Linked DNA regions of Homo sapiens: region 1 is linked to region 2. A link is a loop called in an ENCODE intact Hi-C map of the cell type or tissue named here. Cell type or tissue: CD4-positive, alpha-beta T cell. All regions are shown on one strand. Each heading gives the region's core, and the rest is flanking DNA. Links, peaks and the distances in the headings are about the cores only.

Evidence for each region. Hi-C counts contacts between places; a loop is a spot of excess contacts. Peaks named below come from ENCODE experiments on the same cell type or tissue, not always from the same donor. Only the 100,000 strongest peaks of a DNase experiment are listed, where the experiment ranks them.
Region 1: it touches region 2 in a loop (25-fold over the local background); 12 of 110 quality-filtered maps call a loop at or near these places.

The regions. Positions count from the first base shown.
Region 1 is chr6:110,037,626-110,042,020 of GRCh38, forward strand. LOC107986631 (a long non-coding RNA gene) reads right to left here and starts at 2,619. Exons shown (of 3, transcript XR_007059702.1): 1 at 1,897-2,619; 2 at 822-914. RefSeq lists an enhancer at 2,038-2,277. In CD4-positive, alpha-beta T cell, for the core only: CTCF peaks have their summits at 1,996 (motif pointing left), 2,195 and 2,419; DNase peaks (open chromatin) are centred at 1,986 and 2,666; H3K4me3 peaks cover 862 bases; H3K27ac peaks cover 661 bases.
Region 2 is chr6:109,186,417-109,190,811 of GRCh38, forward strand. It overlaps the pseudogene CCDC162P. Among named protein-coding and RNA genes, the nearest start is that of CEP57L1, 93 kb to the left of the region's middle. In CD4-positive, alpha-beta T cell, for the core only: a CTCF peak has its summit at 1,598; a DNase peak (open chromatin) is centred at 1,595.

The DNA.
Region 1 (4,395 bases), core at 186-4,185, 850 kb after region 2:
CAGCTTGGTAAAAATGTTCCAAAGGTACCAGTCATGCCAAATGCATGGAAAAGGGTATGAAAGGAAACAAACCAGAAGTGGCTTTCTCTGGGGAGGAGGGAAGGAGGGGGTACTATTGACTTCTTTACCAATAAAAGACTCAGCTATAGCACCCGTGTGTACCCCTGGGTTTCAATAGATGACTCCGATGTGAGTGGGTGTTTTACATGCAACCAGATGAAAATGGCTTTGATTTTTGATTTTGGAATAAACTGCTTTTTCGATTAGTCAGAAGTTCTATGAAATGTTCCCAGCTGGCTCCTGGGTAAATGTCCCAAGCCTGCAGACTACATGAGCTCCAGACAACATTTAATTATTTCCTATTTCACACTGCCCATGCAGAGAATGAATTTTGCTTCACGTGCACGGAGCTACTTGGGCTCATTTTCCTGCTGTTTTCAACTTCCCATTGACCCAAATCCCTCTCTGGCCCTAGGGATTGAGACTTTGTGTTCCAGTTACATAAATTCTAGGCCTCAGAATAGCCACGCATGCTGGCAGCTCTTTACCCTGTCGCCTGGGCCCTCACATCCTGCCGTGGTATCCTTTCAGATGACCACAGCTCTCTTCCGCCCTCCTGGGTGGGCAGGGCCAGAAGGGCCAGGAAATAGCCCCAAATGGGAGGACTAAACCCCCTAGCCAAGCACCCTGACCACAGTGCCCACTCCTCATTACAGGACACAGGGGAAGAAGGCTTCCTAAGTGTCCTCCAAGAAGTTTTAAACATAGCAAAAACCAGTTACAAATTAATGGTGGAATTAGGCTGGGGTGCAGGCTCACACCTGTTATTCCAACACTGCGGGAGGTCGAGGTGGAAGGATCACTTGAGCCTAGAAGTTGGAGGTCAGCTTGTGCAACACAGCAAGACTCTGTGTCTAAAAAAGAAAAAAAAATTAGGTGTGGTGGTGGCCTGGGTCTACAGTCCCAGCTACTCAGGAGGCTGAGGCATGAGGTCCGTTTGAGCCCAGGAGTTCAAGGTTACAATGATTGCACCACTGCACTCCAGCCTGGGCAGCAGACCGAGGCCCTGTCTCAAAAAAATAAAATAAAAAATAACCATTAATGGTGGAATTAAAATAGAATATATTGGTTCTCAAAATATGTCCCCAAACCTGCAGCATCAGTATCACTTGAGAACACCGTAGAAATGCACATTCTTAGGCCTTACACCAGACTTACTGAATCAGAAACTCGGGGAGTGGAGCTCAGCAATCTCAGTTTTATCAAGCTCTCTGGTGATTCTGATGCATGCTAAAGTTTGAACAACTCTCGTGTAATTACTTGAAGCTAAGATGAGAAATGATTGATTTCTGTTGGAAAAAAAAAAAAACTTGTAGAAACTGCCCAGATTGACTGCCTCCCTCAGAGGAGTGTCTGTTGGCTATGCACAATGGCTCACACCTGTAATCCCAGCACTTTGGGAGGCCGAGGTGGGTGGATCACTTGAGCCCAGGAGTTTGAGACCAGCCTGAGCAACATGGTGAAACCCTGTCTCTACAAAACATTTTAAAAATTAGCCAGGCATGGTGGCACATGCCTGTAGTCCCAGCTATTTGGGAGGCTGAGGCGGGAGGATCACTTGAGCCCAGGAGGCTGCAGTGAGCTGTGATTATGCCACTGCACTCCAGCTGGGTGACAGAGATCCTGTCTAAAAAAAAAAAAAAAACAAAATACCCAAAGTATTTGTAAGTGGCGATTCCTCAGACTTTAAATTCTACACATGAACTAAGTTTTTTGAGGACATGAGAAAAAAATTGCATTCCTTTGCTAGGGACACACACACACACACACACAAAGACAAAAACACACACACACACACAAAGACTGGGCGGCTTAAACAAAAATGTATTTTCTCACTCTTCCGGAGGCCAGAAGTCCAACATCAATTTCCTCTTCAGGGTTGGTGTCTTCTGAGGTTTCTCCTTGGCTTGCAGAGGGCGCCCTCTTGTGGCCTCTGCATGCGGTCATCCCTCTCTGCAAGAGGCCCTAATAGCTCCTTGCAGGTTCAATTTCCTCTTCTTATAAGAACAGCAGGCAGATTGGATTAGGGCTCACCCTAATGGTCTCTTTAAAATTAATCGCCTCTTTAGAAATCCAGTCTCTAAATACAGTCACATTCTAAGGTGTTATGGGTTAGGGCTTCAACATGAGTTTTGGGGAAGCACACTGCCACCCATACAAGGAGTCTTCTCAAAATGGACGGTGTGTCAGCATCCACCAGTCCTCTCTGAAACCCTTTCCTTCGGTGTGTGGGACCAAGGTGAGGCACACTGGACCCTCTCTTTACTTCCCCTCAGCTCCCTCATAACCTCACACCGCTCTCCAAGAGGCAGCTGATTCTGTGGACCCAACTGCCTCTCCGAAGAGCAGCTGCGCCCTTGGTAAAGGAGAAAGTAGAAAAGGAAAAGGAGAAGCTCAGGTGAGAGCATTCATGAGACCAGCAGGGAGAAGGGGCAGCAGAGAGGGGGCCGCCTGCCTCTGTCTCTGCGCGCGGTGTCAGAGCCCCGGCACCGGGAAGTGGTCGACTGGGGGGTTGGTAAAAAGAATTTACCGACAACAGTACAGCTTTGAAAAAGGAACGTTTATTAGAAAGGAAGAACGCTACAAAAGGGTGCAGTGGGGCACCTCAGCGAGAGGACTGAGCGCACCCTGGTGGATTTTCCTTACCAGCATTTATGAACCTTTTAAGGTGGGAGTTGAGGGTTGTAAAATGAGTTTCAGCACGGCATTCCGGAGATGTATAGAAATTTTAGCTGCTTATAAAAGTTGAAAGAGGATTGGAACCTCTGAAAGTTTAAAGATGCCAACTTTACTTATTTTATTTATTTTTTTGAGACGGAGTTTCGCTCTGTCGCCCAGGCTGGAGTGCAGTGGCGAGATCTCAGCTCACTGCAACCTCTGCCTCCCGGGTTCAAGCGATTCTCCTGCCGCAGCCTCCCAAGTAGCTGGGATCACAGGCGCGTGCCACCATGCCCAGCTAATTTTTGTATTTTTAGCAAATACGGGGTTTCACCATGCTGGCCAGGCTGGTCTCGAACCCCTGACCTCAAGTGATCCGCTCGCCTCGGCCTCCCAAAATGCTGGGATTACAGGCGTGAGCCACTGCACCTCAGCTTAAAGGTGACAACTTTAGATACTAGAGAAGTTTGATTACTTCTAAATTCCCCAGATAAGGAGTTTTGCCTCCAGATGGCCTGTTTGGTGGTCACCAGGTGGTCTTTGCTCCTTTCTGAATTGTTCAGATAATTAGTTTTTATCTCCGGGGCCTGCTCAGTGGTCACCAGGTGATTTTCGCTCTCCTCAGTCTCCAGAATTGAGACAGGCAGGGAACCATCTTAGGGGCCTGCTGGGCTCCCCCAACCACTGTCCCCTGCCCAGCATGGAAAAATTTTGAGTCCCTTCAAGGGAAATTCCAGGCACCCAACTAGCCCTACGGCCAGCAATTAGAGAATTGAATAAATAACCCCCTAAGTGAGAAGATCATAATAACTTTTGCAATAGCCACCCAAATAAGTCAGAGTCACAAGATGTTTGTTTCCCTACAGAAACTAAAGATAACATCTTGACATATGTCCTTGAGTTGTTTTTAAGAAACCAGGACTCCCACCTGATGGAAAATGCCAGCTGTCTTCACAGTGATCTCAGACAGACTGAAGCCAAGAAGTAGATTTTAAAAGTTCCAGAAATTCTCTCACTTTGGAGACGATCCCCAACACACCACACCCTGCCACCTTTAAAAACCCCTGCTTGGAAGCCATCAGGGAGTTTGGGTCTTAAGCGTTAGCTGCTCATTCTCCTTGGCTCTGCTCAGTGCAATAAATGTCTCACTTTCTCTCACTGCAAATCCTGGTGTCAGTATTTGGCTTTTTCTGTGCATTAGGCAAGCAGACACAAGTTTGGTTTGGTAACAGAACTAGAGTTGAAGTAACCTCTCAACCCCACCCAATTTAAAAGGCTAAGCAGGGTGCAAGTTTGGAGCCAAATCAAGGCTAAACCACTTGGGAGCTGTGTGGTTATGGATCAGCCACTTACCTTCTTCATGCTTCTGTTCATTCATTTGTTCTACAAAATAAGCATAGGCTTTCAGACACCACCCTAGATCTTAATTACATGTAGGTAAAATGGGAATAATAAACCCAATTTTCTGAGTTGTTAGGAACATTCGACATAAACACCTAGGACAATGTCTAACCTATTAGTGATTGGTTGGGGACTTGGTCTGTGTTTGTCCACTTCTGTGTCACTTCAGTACAAGGGAGAGTAACTGGGACTCAATCGATATTTGAGAAAGGAAAGAGAGACAGAGGTGAGAGGAGACTAGGAGGGAGAGGAGATAAAGAGGTGAGTGTGGGGGAC
Region 2 (4,395 bases), core at 75-4,074:
TCACCTCTTTTTCTTTTTCCATTAAAGCGAAGATATTAGGAGATAAGAGGGGCATTATCTCCAACTTCAGGGGTGGAAATTTGACACAATGTGTCTAAATGGGTTGCTTAGGCTCACTTGACTGATGGATTTCTTGACTGTCAGCCTGGGGTTCTTTTCACAGAACCACTGCCTGCAGTGGGGGAAATTGCTGGCAAGTGTACAAACTAACAGTGTATTTTTATCTTCCCTTAAAACTTATCTGGGAACTCATAGGCCATATGAACAATAATAACCTAAATGTCACTGCTTACACCTCCTGCATAATCTCTAGGTGGTCTCTCACCTGTGTTCCAGACTACCTGCTGTGGCCCCTTACCAATGTCTGCAAAATACTATCTTGAGAAAGTGATGTCTGCATCAGGGTTGCTGTTTCCTGATGTTTTCAAAGCTGCCAAACCTTGGGATATATCTTATCCCAAATGTGGAGCACTCTGCTGTTCCTGACCCAGGGTCCACCCCCTTACCAGGTGACCCCACAGCTTGTGCCTCCTTGTATCAGAGTCCATGGTAAAAACAACAGGTCCCTCATCAGTGGGTGTGAACAGGAATCCACAAGGCTGCTTAAACAGGCACTTCTGCTATAAATGTTTTTCCTACGAATCAATAATTTTCCTGAAGCATTAAGTTTGGTTAAAATGATTCCTGAAGTATTTCATGTTTGATATTTAAGAGTCATTCCCACCCCCCAGCAGATAATTCATCAAGAACACAAAAATAAAAGCATTTTATTTTAAATTACACGATACTGGTTTTATGTGCCAACTAGGGTGAAAATGGGATCTGAGAGGCACAATATTTGTCAGAGATAAGGTTGCTGGAGGGAATTCAGGTGGGGAAATAAAAATCCTCACCATTGTGTCCCTCCCTTTATTCTGCAGTAGGAAATAGTGAAGTGAATCAAGGGTAGAACGAAATACTCTGTTTGTTTGGGGAGGGGAGAGAAAAATTGGCCCAGGGAAAAGTTTAGCAAACATGCTAATCAAAGAAGAATCAAGAAAGATTCTAACCAAAACAAAAGGATGTGGCCTTTGCGTGCCCTCAATAATCCAGTATAATATGATATACTTATTCAGAAATGAGCAGTTGTGAAGAGTTACAGATTAATCATGGTCTATCTATAATCTGGTCGATTACAGCTTCTGTAATTACCACTTATATTGCATAAATCTTTCTGCAGCTCTATTCAAATGCCAAAGGATATTTATTACTTTAGAAGAGAGAGGGAACTAGCACTGAAGAAAACCTTACAGGTGAGTAAGACAGTGGGCTATTTCAATATGACAATAAGTTTGATTTTGCTGACTGGTAACTTTTAGCAGAAACAGTATTTTTGCAGACAAACAGCTGATGCTATTAACAGTATTTATGAGAACAGTCCACTATTCAGCTTACCACTGAATCAGAGCAGACCATTATTTCCTTGGAAATGTCTGATTTTGTGATATTTGAAATTTTACAGTTCTTTAATTTGGGATGTTAAAACTAGTTATTTGGGTTTAGGTGGCCGAGTCGAAGCCCCTTGTTGTTCAGGCAGATGCCGTGCAGAGGGAGCTAGAGAGCTGCCTAAGAAGGGAGTACACCCCTGAAAATTTACCTTTGCTTCTGTTGCAGGTAAGAGTGATACTGCAATTTGAAAAATTCATTTGAAATTAGTAGAAATGTATGGGCAAACTGGCTTTCAGGAATATCCTTTCGCTAGGGTAGGTTTTGTTTTTCTCGACATGTATAGTTTGCAGAACTTGGCTAGTGTAAACGCTGTTCTTTGTTAGAGATCTATTTCACAGTTTTAAATTCAGCTTAAAGGCACGGAACAATTGACTGAATTTCTGCTAAGTACTTTCTGTGTCGATAATGTAGGGCAATACCACATTGACTAGGACAGTTCTAGCCCTTAAAAAGCTATTGGCTGTGGCCAGGCATGGTGGCTCATGCCTGTGATCCCAGCCCTTTGGGAGGCCGAGGCAGGCAGATCACTTGAGGTTAGGAGTTCAAGACCAGCCTGGCCAATATGGTGAAACCCCGTCTCTACTAAAAATAGAAAAATTAGCTGGGCATGGTGGCGCATGCCTGTAGTCCCAGCTACTCAGTAGGCTGAGGCAGAAGAATCGCTTGAACCTGGGAGGCAGAGGTTGCTGAGAGCTCAGATCAAGCGACTGCACTCCAGTCTTGGCCTCCCAAAGTGCTGGGATTACAGGTGTATGCCACTGTGCCAAGCCCTGGAAATTTCTATTAAGAAAATAACTCAAGACATGGGAAAAAGAGTTTTCCATAAAGATTATTATTGCAGCATTATAATAAAAGTAAAACATTAGGATTGCCTGAATATCCACCAATAAGAGAAAGAGTTAAGAAAAACAGTACGGTACATGGTAGAATATTGTTCTGCCATTAAACATTTTTTATTGTTAAATTAAGTTTAGCTTAAAGCTGCCTCATTTTAAGTTCAGAACCCTTGGTAAGGTTTCTCCCTACATAGTGACGTGTAACCTAACTGGACTGTAAATAGACCATAACCTACTCTTGTAACAAGTAACTGAGTCTCAGCCAATCACAGAAGCCATACTTCAGCCACTTGCAGGCAGCCAACTGTTCAAAGTGTGTTCAAATAAGGCAAACACTGAGCTGTAACCAATCTGACTGTTTCTGTACCTCACATCTCTTTTCTGTTACTTCACTTTCCTTCTTCTGTCCATAAATCCTCTTTCACTGTGCAGCAGTGCTGGAGTCTCTCTGAACTTACTCTGGTTGGGGGGCTAGGAGGGCTGCCCAATTCATGAATTGTTCTTTACTTAATTAAACTCTGTTAAATTTAATTTGTCTAAAGTTTTTCTTTTAACATTAGCATAAGGAATTATTATATATGAAATATTAGTTAATAAAAACTAATGTGTGTATGTATGTGTGTCATAATGGTCAAGTATGTATAGAAAAAAAATCACTTGAAGGACTTAGACCAAATGCTAATGAATGTTATGTTTGGATGGCAGGATAATGAAGTTCCCCTTTTTACTTTTATATGTTTGCTAAATTTTCTATAATAAGTATATATTATTTTGATTTTAAAATTCCTTGTTCTCTATTCCTGTGTTACAAGTTATATCTTACCTATGCATACAAATTAGTTCTTTAGCAACTAGTTAGGAATTAACTATTACATTAATCACAAAGAAACAAAAGATATTGAGATACTATTTGCAAGTCAAATTGTCATCATTGTCTTCATTCAGGATTATCTTTCCCTATCATTTCTGGCATTTTTCATTCTTTTGTGTATATCAGTGTTTCTCAAGGGACAGAGAAGAGGGGTAGAGATAGAAGATATTTTGTGCCCCAAGGGACATTTGGAAATGTCTGGGGATATTTCTTGTTGTCATAATTTGGGTGAGGGGTATGATTGGTTGCTACTAGCATTAAGTGAGTAGAGGCCAAGGATGCTGCTAAACATTCTACAATGCACAAGGCAGCCTCTCACAATGAAGAATTATGTAGTCCCCAATGTCAATAGCTGCTGAGGTTGAGAAACTCTAGTATTATCTAAACTTCCATAGGACATAATTTGCCTTCTCTCTGAAGAATTTTCTTTAGCATTTCTAGTAGTTCAGGTCTGCAAGGGACAAATTCTCAGTCTTTGTTATTTTGAAAGAAGTATTTCCCCTTCATTTTGGAAAGATATTTTTGTTCAGCATAGAATTCTGGTTTGGTGATTTTTTATTGCTTTAAAATACTGCTCCATTGTCTTTTCTCTTTTGTCTTACATAGTTTCTCTTTCTTTCTTTCTTTTTCTTAGGTGACAGCTTTATTTTCATTAAGTATACACATTTTTGCAATTAAGATTAATTATACAAAAAATATAAAACATGCCATTTTAAAATAGAACTGTGGAATAGTTTGAATTTTTATCACTACTATATGTAAGTACACATGTTTATTCATAAGCTAAAAGGAAACTCAAATATATATCATAACAGGAAAGAGCACTTCACTAATTTAAGTGATTTTTTTTTTCTGTCAGCCTCTCACCATTTGCTTACTTGAACTAATGTGATATGGTTTGGCTGTGTCCCCACCCAAATCTCAACTTGAATTGTAGCTCCCATAATTCCCATGTGTCATGAGAGGGACTCGGTGGGAGGTAATGGAATCATGGCGGTGGGTCTTTCCCATGCTGTTCTCATGATAATAAGTCTCACAGATCTGATGGTTTTATAAAGGAGTGTTCCCCTGCACATGTCCTCTTGCCTGCCACCACATAAGGTGTCCCTTTGCTCTTCCTTCGTCCTCTGCCATGATTGTGAGGCCTCCCCAGCCATGTGGAACTGTGAGTCAATTAAACCTCTTTCCTTTATAAATTAC